Linked DNA regions of Homo sapiens: regions 2 and 3 are each linked to region 1. The links are chromatin contacts, found by Hi-C or POLR2A ChIA-PET in ENCODE. All regions are on one chromosome and are shown on one strand. Each heading gives the region's core, a stretch centred on a gene start or an enhancer-like site at or near the end of the contact. The rest is flanking DNA. Distances are from core to core; before and after follow the strand shown. Region 1 holds the start of SLC38A10 (solute carrier family 38 member 10). Region 2 holds the start of OXLD1 (oxidoreductase like domain containing 1). Region 3 holds the start of BAIAP2 (BAR/IMD domain containing adaptor protein 2).

Region 1 (4,604 bases), core at 1,201-3,700:
TTTGGGGCCAGGCACGGTGGCTCACGCCTGTAATCCTAGCACTTTGGGAGGCCGAGGTGGGTGGATCACCTGAGATCAGGAGTTCGAGACCAGCCTGACCAACATGGGGAAACCCTGTCTCTACTAAATACAAATAAATAAATAAATAAATAAATAAATTAGCCGGCGTGGTGGCACATGCCTGTAATCCCAGCTACTTGGGAGGCTGAGGCAGGAGAATCACTCGAACCCTGGAGGCAGAGGTTGCAGTGAGCCGAGACTGCACCACTGCACTCCAGCCTGGGTGACAGAGCGAGACTCCGTCTTGAAAAAACAAAGATAACAGTCTTTGACTTGCAGGAGAAGGACCAGCTACTGCTCCACATGCCAGAATGCAGTTCTGCTGCCAGGCAAGTCACAGTGGACACTGGGACATGGAGTCAGTCCAGAAACACCCAGAGGTGGCTGGCAGAAAGCTGGGATTCTCCACGCCCAGACCAGATGCTGCCCGGGGGGCTCTGGAGGCATGTAGCCCTGTCTTCCCCTGACAGGCTCACCAACCATATCAGGCAAACAACTCAGACACAACAGCCTGGAGGGCTGCACGGGAGGGTTTGAAAATTCCTTGATCAAAAAAAAGTTGTTTTTTTTTTAGAGATGGGGTACTGTTGTGTTGCCCAGGCTGGAGTGCAGTGGTGCAATCATAGCTCACTGTAATCTCAAACTCCTGGGCTCAAGTGATCCTTCTGCCTCAGCCTCCCGAGCAGCTGAGACTACAGGTATGCACCACCATGCCCAGCTAACTTTTAATTTTTTTTGTAGAGACGGGGTCTTACTATGTTGCCCAGGCTGAAAAAATTTTTTGGATATTTTTATTCCAAAGATAATGAATATGAAAAACACAGTGTTTGCTAAGCTAATCTAAAATTAAACTACTGGTGCCACTTTGTTTCAAAATATACATGTTGTTTTCATTTTTCTACCTACTTGGTAACGTTTCAGTCAGCCTTTCTTTTCCAAAGCACTAAATGCTTGTTTATTGTAGATTAAACAGATGACACTTAGAAATGGCCATTTTCTTTCATGTGTTATTCAATGCTGGAATGACGCTAAACTTTTTGTATTTGAGATTTTTTCCAACTGTGGTAACGTCTGCACACATTAGATCAAATGTGCAGTTTTTTGTTTTTGTTTTTGAGACGGAGTCTCCCTCTGTCGCCCAGGCTGGAGTGCAATGGCGTGATCTCGGCTCACTGCAACCTTCGGCTCATTGAAACCTTCGCCTCCCAGGTTCAAGCTATTCTCCTGTCTCAGCCTCCCAAGTATCTGGGATTACAGGCATGTGCCACCACCCCCGGCTAATTTTTGTATTTTCAGTAGAGATGGGGTTTCAGCATGTTGGTCAGGCAGTTCTCGAACTCCTGACCTCAGGTGATCCACTCGCCTCGGCCTCCCAAAGTGCTGGGATTACAGGTGTGAGCCACCACCCCCTGCCAAATGTGCGGTTTTTGTGAAACGCAGATCTTAGGTGTATAACCTGGTGGATGTTTTTAATCACCTTGCAACCAAGGTCCCTATCTAGTGTCGAAGCCTGGGAGTGGTGAGTTGTGTGCTTCTGAAGACAGGTGCAGTTGGGTCAGAGTTTTTAAAAACACGATAAAATGTAAAAATACGGAGTCCCACCGTTCCCTTCCGATTCTGGAGGATCATTTTGCTTTGTTACACTTTGCTTCGGTATCGAGTTTTTGAGTGTGGGGAACTTTCCGGCCCGGGCTGACAAGGGCTGCCAGGGCCAACGCCGTGCGCTTCTCATCCACGGATTCTCTACGGGAACTGCGCCGGGACCCAGAGGGTCGCCCCGCCCGCGGCCGCCTGCACCCGCCCAGCGAAGCCCTGCCCCGGCGGGAACTTTAACCAGGACGACCCAGCCAGACGCCCCCTCTGCGGGGGAGGCGAGGGCGGTGATCTCCGGGCCCACCGGACTCACCTGTTTGAAGCAGAAGGGCATGGTGAGGACACTGACCCCTACGATGCTGTTCACGATGTTCGTGATCAGCCCCCAGTTGGAGGCGGCGGCCGCGGTCATAGTGAGAGGTCTAGGGGCCCGGGGCGAGAGGCCTCGGGGGTCGCCGGGCTGCGGCCGGCTTTGGAAGCCCAGCCCGAGGCCACGGTCACAGGTCCCAACGTCCGGGACGCCGGTGGGGAGGGGATGGGCAGCCTGAACACGGGAGCCTGAGCAGGCGCGGGCGCGGGCCCCAGAGGCTGCCTGGAGGAGGCAGCCTCGAAGGCCGGCTGCGGGGGCGAGGTCAACCTCCGGACCCCGCCAAGCCCTGCGGCCGCCTCAGGGCCATGCGTCCCTCGCTCGGCCTCGCGGGCCGCCTGTGAATCTCCGAGCCCAGACCCGGAAGAGCCGCAGAGCCAGCTAGGGACACCTCAGCCCAACTCAGCTGCCGCCGCGGCGCTCACACTTCCGCCTTCCACGGGCTCCGTTGCCCGGAAGTGACGGCCAGGGGGTAGGGTTTGGTGGGACGCGAGCCAATGAGAGGCGGGCCCGGAGGGGCGGGCGGAAACTGGGCCGGTGGGCACCTGAGGGTCTCGCAGCTGTCCGGTTCGCCAAGCTGGTCCAGCCGACCTGTGCCCGGGGCCCCAGTTCAACGAGCTGGAGGACAAGGGACTCGCCCCGCGAGGCCTCGGTTTGGATGGGCAGTCGCGGGCTGGAGAGAAGGGGAGGCGCTGTGCCTTCCGGGGAGGAGCGGGTTTAAGGGTTCCTTTTTGACCTTTATTCCCAGGACCGATTCTGGGGCGAGTGCTTGGCGCCAGGGCACGGGGGCGGGGGCCCTGACTGCCTCAGCCGAAAAATAGTCTGTTGTGAGGAATTAGCACCTAGGAGGTAGGAATGAAACGCTGGGCACAGAGAGGCTCGGCCACTCCGCTAAGGCCACACAGCTCCAAGGGGAGGCGGTGCCCTGCCGAACTGCGCCCAGATCAGTGGCAATGTTGAACTTCACCTTTTCACACGAAAAGAGCAAGGGACATTCCTGGAGGGGACAGGAGAGGTGGAGGCTTACATGAACAGGGAAACCCGGGAGGGCTTCCAGAAGGAGGTGGCTTCTAGGCTGGAGCTTGAAGGACAAATGAGAATTCCTCGGGTAGAAATGGAGACCGGGGAGAGGAGAGAACAGAGAAGGGTCCCGATAGATCTGTGGATTCCTGGCACCTAGCTGCTCACTCTGAGTCTAATGAATGAGCGCGTAGACCGAATGGCTGGGAAGCAGCAAGTGATTCCAGGCTGCTGGGGGAGGACGGCGGAGGAAAGGAGGCCGTGTCTGCAGCACCTGCAGGACCAGGTGTCTTAGAACAGAGGCCCGTTCCTCAGGCACTGGCAGTGCAGCCACCAAGTAAGGCTGTGCCCCACCTTCAGGAGAACAGGAGGAAATGCCTGGGTAAAGACTAATTAAATACGCAGGCAAAATAACAAATGCCTGCGTTCTTTTTTTTTTTTTTCTTCAGTCAGAGTCTTGCTCTGTCGCCCAGGCTGTATATGCAGTGGTGTGATCTTGGCTCACTGCAACCTCCACCTCCCAGGTTCAAGCTATTCTCATGCCTCAGCCTCCCAAGTAGCTGGAATTACAGGCTCCCGCCACCACACCCGGCTAATTTTTGTATTTTTAGTAGAGACCAGGTTTCACCATGGTGGCCAGGCTTGCCTCAAACTCCCGACCTCAGGTGATCCGCCCACCTCGGCCTCCCAAAGTGCTGGTATTACAGGCATGAGCCACCGCACCCAGCCCATTTACTTTTATATAAATGAAATGGCATACACATTCCATAACCTCCTTTTTATTATGTAATTTTCATCAAATGTTATGCATGCGAGGTAGGCTGGGCAATTTACATGTATGTTTTCACAAATAGCAAATACCATGGACCCGCTATTGAGCTTTAAGAACAAAATATTACCGAAGACTTAGATCCTCCCTTTCAGTTCCTCCCCAGTTCCAGCACCTTCTTCCCCTCTTCCCTGCTATCCTGAGACATCACAATCCAGATTCCATCAATTCATTACTTTTCTTTAAAGGTTTACCATATATGGATATATCCCTAAACAATTATGGGGAAGACTATTTGTCTCTTTTTTTTTTTTTTTTGAGACAGAGTCTCACTCTGTCACCCAGTCTGGAGTGCAGTGGCACAATCTCAGCTTGCTTCAGCCTTTCCCTCCTGGGCTAAAGTGATCCTCCCACTTCAGGCCCTCAGTAGCTGAAACTACAGGTGTGTGCCACCATGCCCAGCTAATTTTCACTTTTTTTGTAGAGATGGGATTTTGTCATGTTGTCCAGGCTGGTCTCAAACTCCTGGGTTCAATCGATCTGCTCACCTCGGCCTCCCAAAGTGCTGGGATTACAGGCGTGAGCCACTGCGCCCAGCTGACTCTCTGTCTCTTAATATTCGTTTATTCCATTTTCCAAATTAATAGGAATTGGCCTGCACGTATGACTGCCTAGGATAAAAAATACACTTCCAGCCGAGCATGGCGGCTCACACCTGTAATCCCAGCACTTTGAGAGGCCGAGGCAGGCAGATCACGAGGTCAGGAATTTGAGGCCAGCCTGGCAAACATGGTG
Region 2 (4,604 bases), core at 938-3,437, 370 kb after region 1:
CTGCACGCTGAGAGCAACCAGAGCAGGCCTTTGCCAGGACTTGGGGGAAGGTGGGACCTGGCCTGGAAGGGGCACTGGGGTCACTGTCATTTGACTGTTCAACGAAAAGGGGTCCTATTTATTGAGTCAGAGTTTCACTCTCGTCACCTAGGCTGGAGTGCAGTGGCATGACCTCAGCTCACTGCAACCTCTGCCTCCTGGGTTCCTCAGCTTCCTGAGTAGCTGGGATTACAGGCGCCTGCCACCACACCTGGCTAATTTTTGTATTTTTAGTAAAGATGGGATTTCACCATGTTGGTCAGGCTGGTCTCCATCTCCTGACCTCATGATCTGCCCGCCTCAGCCTCCCAAAGTGCTGGGATTACAGGTGTGAGCCACCACACCCGGCTGGGGGTCTTATTTTCACCACACTCGGCTGGGGGTCTTATTTTACCCTCATGGCAGGGTGATGGCTGCAAGAGCTCCGGAGGTGCATAATGCCGACCTGGACCTGCTCGCTTTGAAGATGCAACACAAGCCTTACGGACAACCACACAAAAGCCTCCTGTTGAGGCCAAATCAGCAGCCATTCTGGTTGGCAGACATACTGCCAAAAAAACCACCCCCAAAACAAAAACCTCCTGTGAAACCACCATAGAGAATTTATTTTTTTCTCAGGTGAAGTCAGTAACTAATTCTTCCTATTCCCGTTGGACACAAGGAGTCTGTGAGGGGGTGTGAAGGAAGGAGGCTGCGGCTGCGTCCTGGACTCCGTCCTGCGGTAGGGAGTCCAGCAGGGATGGCTCAGCCTCCGCACCTGGTGTGCAGCCGGATCTCCATCCTGAGGAAGGCCTTGAGGTTCTCATCAGCCACGTGCTCCTCCAGGGCAGCCAGGGCCCGCTCCCCACCGTCCTGGAAGTGCTGCAGCAGCCTGTCCGCGTACTCCACCCACACGCAGTTGGGGCAGCCACTCATGCAGCAGTTTGTGGGCGGCTGGAGCTCAGGTGGCAGCGATGCCTTGGGCGGCCTGGTGCCGTCCGCACCTGCTTGGGAGCCCACCTCTACGTGGTCTGTCCCGAATTTTCTGCGCCCATCAGGGGCTTGCGCTCCGGGATGGTGCCTTTGAAGAAAGCTGCCACCTCCAGGAAGCCTCTGGCAGCAGTCCGGGCTGGAGAACCGGCGAGCCCCCTGAGGATGCAGACAAACATGTGACTCTCCAGGAAGCTGGTGAGGCCCGGTCTACCCCCAGCAGTGAGGACATTTCAGCTCTCCTGTCATTGGGCAACTGGCTCCATGTCCTCAGCTTTTTCACTTCCTGTGACTTTAGACATGTTATTTCACCTCTCTAGACTCAGTTTCCCCACTGTGCAATGGAAGTCATGGGTATGACACGGTGTGATTCACAAGAAGTGCCAGGATCAGGGCCTGGCGCCGGGTGTGCACTCAAGCACATGGTGGGGGGTGGGGGAGGCACTCGACACCTCCAGCTAAGATGGCTGCTCTGTGGACACCAGTATGCGAGAGGTGTAACCCTGTAAGCTCCTGGCCAGCCCAGCACCTCTACCAGTATAACCAAGCCCCACCACCTCTGAGGGACCAACCGGAAGAATCGCACCACCCTTTATCCAAGTTTCCCTGTCACAAAGCCCAGGCCTCTCAGGCCCCTCTCATCCCAGCGTGAATGTCCTATAGGCAGTCTTCCGTCGCTGCCCTGCTCTATCTACCCAGGATCACGGACTGACACGCTACCAACTTCACTTATTTAACTAGTCCTGCGAGGGGCATCATCCGCTCCATGTCCACGGCCAGTCCCCAGAGCCCAGGAGGGCTCGCACACAGGCGCTCGGCAGATACTGAGAAACAGGAAAGTGGCCGTTCACCGGGCTGCTTCCTCTCCCAAGGCTAAGCGGCCCCTCCACAGATTCCGGGGCGGGGACTCGGTAAGAGCCGATGGAGGAGAGGAGCGAGGGGTCCTTCGGCGGCGGCCAGCGCGCGATCCTCCCGGCTCCGTCCCCACATGCGGGTGGAGGGGCCGGGGCTCCTCCCGGTACGTGCGGGCCCCCGGACAGCGGCCTCTCGGACGTGCCCTTCGGCGCTGCCAAGACCCGTCCTGGTACTTGCCGAGCCACGGACCGCGGCGGCTACCGCCCGGCCTCCCTCGACCACCCTCCGCAGCAGCATCGCCCGCGGACGGGATCCGGCAACCCCTGACCGTGAGCGGCGGGCGCTCCGGCCAATCCCGGACCTTCAGGAAGTCGCGCCGCTCCAGCCAGCGTGAGGCTGAGCGCAGGAAGCGGAAGTGCCGATCGGTGGGGCGGAACCATGCAGGAAGGCGGAAGTGGCTTCGCTAGGGAGCCTCCCGGCGTGGAGATGGCGGGAGCTGGTCGCGGAGCAGCGGTGTCCAGGGTGCAGGCGGGTCCTGGGAGTCCCCGGCGAGCGCGGGGGCGGCAGCAAGTGCAGCCGCTGGGGAAGCAGCGCCCAGCCCCGTGGCCCGGGCTTCGCAGGTGACTGCGCTGCCCCGCGAGGCCGCCACACTTCCCCAGAGAAGGGGACGCCTTGAAGGCTCCGCCCGGGACCCCCTAGGGAGCGTTCGCTCGGACCCCTTCCCCAGGTCGGGCTCAGTGCCCTCCTCTGTCTGTGCCCGCGGCCCACGCTCCGCCAGGATCGGTTGAATGAATGGAGGCGCGAGCGAGTCCTTGGTTTTGCCTTTCCCGCGTCCCAGTGTCCCGTCTTTGTGGTTCTGGACGAGGTCAGGGCGGAAAGGCCTCCTGGGCTTTCGGAGTGCCTTTCGGCCTCGCGTCCCGTGAGGAAGGGGTTCAGGGACAGCCACTGAGTGAGACCGAGAGGAAAGATCCCTGCTCCCTGGACTGCTGGACCGGCTCGCACCACAGAAGCCAGATGTGGCCCCTGTATAGATAGATTCTTTTTTTTTTTTTTTTTTTGAGACGGAGTCTCACTCTGTCGCCCAGGCTGGAGTGTGGAGTGCAGTGGCGCGATCTCGGCTCACTGCAAGCTCCGCCTCCCGGGTTCACGCCATTCTCCTGCCTCAGCCTCCCGAGTAGCTGGGACTACAGGCGCCCGCCACCACGCCCGGCAAATTTTTTGTATTTTTAGTAGAGACGGGGTTTCACTGTGTTAGTCAGGATGGTCTCGATCTCCTGACCTCGTGATCCGCCCATCTCGGCCTCCCAAAGTGCAGGGATTACAGGCGTGAGCCACCAAGCCCGGCCAGCCCGTGTAGATTCTATTGCCAGACCCAACTATTGTTTCTCTTACTGATTCTGCTTGTGCTTTACTTGGGACGGGTCTCACCCCCGTGTTCTTTCTCCCAGCAAAGAGAAGAAGAAAGTGAACTGCAAGCCCAAGAACCAGGACGAACAGGAGATTCCTTTCCGGCTCCGGGAGATTATGAGGAGCCGCCAAGAGATGAAAAACCCGATCAGTAACAAGAAGAGGAAGAAAGCAGGTGTGTGCAGGCCCATACTGGGCGGCAGTGAAGCTTTGTGTGTCTCAACCCGCCCAATCGCCCAAATACTTCAGAACGTTTCAGGCAGAGGAAATATGCCAAGACCCGGTGCTCAGAAGGTGGGGGAGCGTGGCCAAAGCTAAAGCAGTGGCTGGCAGCTGGTGGCGCTGTGGTTCCAGACGAGGCTTGGAAGGAGGCTGTGGGGTGGGCGGGGAGGACCCGTTATGGGGCCTCAGGATCCATGCTAAGGAGCGGCGTTTTTTTCTCCCCAAAAGTAGCGAAGATTCATCAGAGTTTTTAGCAGGGCACGGCCAATTCATGTTTACTCTAAGCAAAAAAAGGGTCACCGAGCGATGATGGAGTGAGGGAGAGTGGACCTGGCAACTGGCGGGGCTACTGCCAGGGAGAAGCCATGATTCTTGGGACAAGAGTGCTGAAGCAATGGTAGAGAGAAGTGGGTGGAGTCAGGAGCTGAAGGAGGAAATTCCATCAGGCCCCTCTGAGAAGTCTTGCCTTCCTCCCCCAAGTCTGGGTAGGGTGTCCACATGTCCACCGCTGCAACCCAGAGGTAACACTCTGGGCATGTTGGGAAACGGAGTCCACTGTGTGTATATTTTGCTTATAGACACATTTCTCTTCCCAAACGTGGCACTGGTTTTACAGCAAAGCTGTTTTATAATTTGTGTATAAACTGTAGGCTTCTTGTTGGGGGTTATATGGCTGCCAAAGGGATAGTGAGATAGAGGTGAGGAAGGTGCAGGGAGGAGGCGCACTGGCCTGGGTAGCACATGGCACGTTCTGAACCGTGCTGCATTGAATTGGCACCTTTGTTTGTTTGTTTATTTATTTATTTATTGAGATGGAGTCTTGCTTCCTCGCCCAGGCTGGAGTGCAGTGGCGTGATCTGGGCTCACTGCAACCTCCACCTCCTGGGTTTAAGCAGTTCTCCTGCCTCAGCCGCCTGAGTAGCTGGGATTACAGGTAACGCACCACCATACCCAGCTAATTTTTTGTGTGTGGTTTTTTTTTTTTTTTTTGAGACAGTCTCCCTCTAGCCCAGGCTAGAGTGCAGTGGCACAATCTCAGCTCACTGCTACCTCTGCCTCCCCTGTCCCAGTTCCAGTGCAAGCAATTCTCCTGCCTCAGCCTCCCGAGTAGC
Region 3 (4,604 bases), core at 725-3,224, 260 kb before region 1:
CCCAGGCTGACTCCCCTCTTGGAGTGAGGAGGCCTCCCGTGTTTGCCTGCCAGCCTCCATCTGTCATCTTGGTTCCAGCCATTCAACTTTCCTCCAGGCGAGCAGAGCTGCTCTACCCCCACCTGCTCCGTGTTGGCCCCAGACCCAACTCAGGCCAGTGGACGTCTGTCCTAGGGCTGCGTGTGAGATCGGTGGGTGCAGGGAACACAGCAGGAAGCTGGCCTAGAAGAAGGGGGTCAGGGTCAGTGGAGATGCTCCTACCTTCAGGTAAATGCCCTCATTTGTTAGGGCCAGTTTGAGCGAGCTTTCTGTCATTTACCACCAAAAGAATCCTAGAAAATAAATACACAGGGATCTACCCCCAAACACTGGAGACAATAAAGAAAAAGGAAGCAGCCAGGGCCAGTAGCTGGAAGGAAATTCAGCCGGAGGAGAGGAGGCGCGGGGCTGTGGTGGGAGGGAGGCAATGCTTCCTGAATCTTACTTCCCTGGTCTTTCCATCGGCCTGAGCCCGTGCCAGTCTGGGGATCTGCCGGCCAGCCAGCACAACTGCGTCTCCCCCAGGGGCCTGACTCGTTGAAGGAATGAATGAATGAATGATTTTGCAGGGATGGGAGGCTGGGAGACTGAGAGGTTTCATTAAACGGAAACGCTCAGATCTGGTGTTTCACAACGTAAAACAAATAATTCCTCTATGTTAGCCTAATTTATGTAAATATTTCTCCACGGGAATTGTACCGGGAGACCTGTGTGCCAACTCGGCCAGCTTCCCCGGCAGAATCTCCCCTTGGGAGGACCCTTAAGCAGGACCCTTCCTAAAAATTGGAGGCAGCTCTGACTCCTCCATTCCTCCTACAAGGTTCCCCCACCCCCTAGGGCTTTCCACCGCATGAGAGTCCTCCGGGCCCCTCGTTTCCTACTGCCCTCGACCCTTCCTTCCCGAGACCTCTCTCTCTCAGTAAACTGCCTCCAACGAGAATCTTCTGACGGCAGGAGGGTCCTCCCCGTCCCTAAGGGTCGCCCTGTCCCCAGGCCTTCCAGCAGGACACTCCCCTGTCCCCTCTCCAGATCCTCCTTCCCAGGGCCCTCCTCCAAGATCCTCTTCCCCAACCCTCCTCTCCCAGGGTCCTCCCCTCTCCAGAATCCCGGCCCCAAGCCCCCAAGCGCTGTCTGCCTGTCTGGGGTCCTCCCCAGAGTTCACCTTCTGCAGGATCCTCCCTCCAAGTCCTCTCCTCACGATGCTCCCCCGAAATCCTCCTTCTCCAAGTCGTCCCCCACTCCAGGGCCGAGCTCTCTCCAGGGTCCTCCTGCAGCACCCCCTCCCCCAGGGTTCTCCTCTCTGCCCCGAGGGGCCGGCCGGGGGGTCGCCGCCCGCCCGGCGGGCTTACCTGCGAAGCGGCGGGGTCGGGGCCTCTCCCACCTGTAAGCCCGGCCCGCGGCGTCCTGCGTCCGAGCCGCTCCCCGCCCCGCAGCGCCAGGCCGCGACCCGGCGGGCCGCCCGCCCCGAAGTGCCACTTCGCGAAGTGCCGCCTCCACGCGCGCTGCCGCCGGCGCCCCCCGCTCTCCTCCCCGCACCTTCTGCTCCTTCTTCCTGCGCCACCCCGCCCCCGCCTCCCCGCCCCCAGCCCGGCTGTTGCCCGGGCCCCCTCAGGCTGCTCCCAGGGCCCCAGCCCGCGCCGCGCCTCCCCTCTCCTCCCCCAGGATCGACGCCGCCGCAGACCAATCGCTGCCTGGAGTCGGCCACTAGGCCCCACCTCCGATCCCGCCCCCCTCCCCCTTCTCCGGAACCCACCAATGGAAAGGGCGGTGCGGGGGCGGGGCCTGGCGGTTGCCTAGCAGCGGCAGCGCCGGGCGGGGGCGGGTGGTCGGGGGCGGTGATGCGGGCGCAACGGGGGCGGGACGCAGGGGCGGGGACTGCCGCGGGGCGGGGCCTGAGGCGGCTATAAAGGTGGCCGCCGCCGGACGCCGGGCTCTGTGGTTCGGGTCCGCTTTCGTCTCCGTCCTGCTGCCGTTACCGCCGCTGCTGCCGCCGCTTGCGTCCCCCGCTCCGGTCTGTGGTGCAGCCGGGACCCAGGACCATGTCTCTGTCTCGCTCAGAGGAGATGCACCGGCTCACGGAAAATGTCTATAAGGTGAGCGCCCCCCGGCGCCGAGCTGAGCCCGCTCCGTGTGCGCCTGGGTCGCGCGCCGCCCGCGCGCCCGAGCCCGACCAGGGCGGCCCCGGGGCCGCGCGCCGGGCCAGGAGGCTGGGACTTTGGGGGTCTTCCCGGCGCGGCCACCCGGGACCCGGGCTGCTGGGGTGGTGAGCCCGGCGCCGGCCGCTCACAGGTGGCCACCCCCGCCCGGGCCCCCCCATCCCATGCGCGCCGCGGCCCGGTCAGTCCCCAGCCCCAGGCCCGGGGAGCACTCCCCGCTCCGACGGCCCTGCTCGGCCCCCGCGCGCTCGCCTTGGCGTCGGCGGGAACGGAGCCGCGCGCCGGGCCCCGGAAGCCCTCGGACCGGTCGGGGTCGTAGCACACCCGGGCAGGGCCGGGGCGGCGGGGGCGGCGGGCCCAGGGGTTGCGGCGGCCAGGACGGCATGGGGGCTGTCTGAAGGCCGCGGTCGGCGCGGTGGCACCGTGGGGCTCCTCCAGGCGCGGTTGCGCGAGCCTCGGGCACTTCATTCTCAACAGGCTTTCCCTTCCCACAACTCCTGCCCGGCGCCCATGCTGGGGCCTAAGGTGGGAGGTCGGAGCGCGGGCAGGCTGGATGGGTGGACGGATAATCTATCATCTTATGTAACCGCGGAGAGAGAAGACTAATTGTGTAGGAGGCTGACGTGCCTGCCTTTGCTTCAGATGTGTTAAGAGTGGCATCCACGTTCTCGTCTGCGAAATGACAGGTTCACATCCAAGGGCCGCAGAGCACCGCTGGAAGCCTCCCCTGCCGCCCCCTCCCCAGTCGTTTTTGTGGCTGGGATACCGACAAACAGGCCCTTGGTTTTCTCTTTCTTCAGCATCCGTTCTCGGTCCAGACCCCCACGCCTGAGCCCGGCAGCTGCCGGGGAGCATTTTCTCAGAGGAGAAACCCCTGCTCTGGGTGTCCCTGGGTCCTGGGCGATCTCTTACAGATGTGCTTTGTTTCAAAACTGTCTGCAGGTTCAGTGACAGGCTGGGCGATGAGTGGAGTGGGTATTTACCCGGCAGTCGCTGGTTCATGTTTCCTAACCGGCTTGCACCCTGCCCGGCAGAGTAACTGTTTCTGATTGTGGTAGGCGGCCAAGGCGTGCCTGGCCAGGGGCCTGGGAAGCCCTCTTAGCTCTCAGGCTTGGGAGAGCCAGATGGAGGCTTCAGGGGTGGCCCCTCTGGTTCCAGCTGGAGTGCAGGGGGCCGATTGCACTTGAATACAGCTTTCAATAAAGCTTGTGAAGTTGGGGCCGCGTCAGTCTGGAAGGTTTCTGAAGGCGGGTGTGCGGTCGACTAGATGAGTCCTAAAGCCACGTCGGAGCCACTGGGAAACAGGATTCAGGGTGACCTGAGGAGTCGGCTTGGGAAAGGCACAGGCCCTGGGGTTGTTAGGTTTGGTTTCACAGAGTCTGTGGCATACGGTTCTGGCCTTGTTGCTCTGTGGAAGCACATGTTGTCAAGGGAGGGAGGTTTATTAAATTATTAGTCATTAGCTCCATTACGACTTGTTTGTGATTGCAGAGGGTGGAAGAGAAGTACCAGCGGAACCTTTTTCCTATTTTTTCTCCTTCTGCGCTGAAACCAGAAAGCAGGAACTTTCGTGGTGAGAGTTGGCAGGGGGTGAGTACATGGAGTGGTTTTGCTCTGGGGGACCGACCCCGTGATCGTCCTTAATAAAACTCTCCTAACCGGGCAGTAGGCCTTCACCTAGGTGAAGCTGTAATTTATCTGCAGGTCTAAGTGAAATCTGCTGGCAGGAAAACTCTTAGGACTGAGTGTTTGGGGACTTTGAGCCCCTGTGGACGCAGACCAGCTGGTCTGGAGCACGTGAAACACACAGGTTCTGCGTTTTGTCTTCCACGGGTGGGTTAATTGGTGATTTTCCCAAGTGAAGATGTGGCGGTTGATGATTTGATTTAGCACGGCAGGACGCGGTGGGCCGCAGGTGTCTGAAGGGTCGATCCACTCTGGAAAGGCTTTGCCCTGGTGACAGGCTTGCGCTGCTGCTGCTGCACACAGGCGGGGTTGGTTTTGTAGGTAGGTGGCTCCTGCTGCCACTCCGGGAGCCTGACTGCTGAGTCTTTGAGACCTTTTTGTGCTTTGTCACTGGGGAGCTCAAGGTGCCTTGGTAGTGCCGGTACTGGTTGGGCAGCTTTTGGCAATGTCAGCCAGGCAGAAACTCAGCCCACATGGAGACATAGTCAGGAGACCGCTGAGGCCACCGGTGTGCACTCCTGGGCCGGTCCAGCCGGTCCAGGCAGTGCTGAGCTCTGTCCTCTCCTGGGACGGTGCTGCCTCTGGCATCCCTTCCCGGGGCCGCTCCTGTGCCTGGGTTGGCGGCTTGCAGAGCCCTGGCAGTGCCTCTTGGAACGGCTGTGCTGTGGCCTGCTTAGTGTCACCCGCGATGCGGCTCAGCTGTTTGGTTTGGTTTGGACATTG

What was found. A loop is a pair of places that touch in the nucleus more often than their neighbours do. ChIA-PET counts read pairs that join two places held with the same protein, here RNA polymerase II (POLR2A). Pooled maps may share reads with other maps.
Region 2: a loop to region 1 is called in a map of CD8-positive, alpha-beta T cell, with 4 times the contacts of the local background. The contact joins the promoter of OXLD1 here to the promoter of SLC38A10 in region 1. A Hi-C loop is called at or near these places in 1 of 168 maps with a recorded cell type or tissue (CD8-positive, alpha-beta T cell), 2 of 37 single-sample maps with no recorded cell type and 6 of 50 pooled maps. POLR2A ChIA-PET finds 5 or more read pairs at or near these places in 1 of 52 experiments (Caco-2).
Region 3: a pooled map shows a loop between it and region 1 (15-fold over the local background). The contact joins the promoter of BAIAP2 here to the promoter of SLC38A10 in region 1. A Hi-C loop is called at or near these places in 9 of 50 pooled maps. POLR2A ChIA-PET finds 5 or more read pairs at or near these places in 2 of 52 experiments (GM12878 and H1).

The regions. Positions count from the first base shown.
Region 1 is chr17:81,292,857-81,297,460 of GRCh38, forward strand. It overlaps SLC38A10 (solute carrier family 38 member 10), which reads right to left and starts at 2,451. Exons shown (of 16, transcript NM_001037984.3): 1 at 1,967-2,451. The coding sequence starts at 2,065. RefSeq lists silencers at 1,927-1,996, 2,097-2,366 and an enhancer at 3,027-3,116.
Region 2 is chr17:81,664,418-81,669,021 of GRCh38, forward strand. It overlaps OXLD1 (oxidoreductase like domain containing 1), which reads right to left and starts at 2,188. Exons shown (of 2, transcript NM_001039842.3): 1 at 2,101-2,188; 2 at 619-1,167. The coding sequence starts at 2,160. The coding sequence ends at 784. CCDC137 (coiled-coil domain containing 137) reads left to right here and starts at 2,320. Exons shown (of 6, transcript NM_199287.3): 1 at 2,320-2,483; 2 at 3,312-3,445. The coding sequence starts at 2,350. RefSeq lists enhancers at 1,114-1,223, 1,384-2,305, 2,306-3,227 and silencers at 1,884-2,203, 2,404-2,553.
Region 3 is chr17:81,033,177-81,037,780 of GRCh38, forward strand. BAIAP2 (BAR/IMD domain containing adaptor protein 2) reads left to right here and starts at 1,975. Exons shown (of 14, transcript NM_001144888.2): 1 at 1,975-2,132. The coding sequence starts at 2,079. BAIAP2-DT (BAIAP2 divergent transcript) reads right to left here and starts at 1,543. Exons shown (of 2, transcript NR_026857.1): 1 at 1,389-1,543; 2 at 1-222. RefSeq lists a silencer at 1,611-1,920 and enhancers at 1,792-2,787, 3,838-4,390.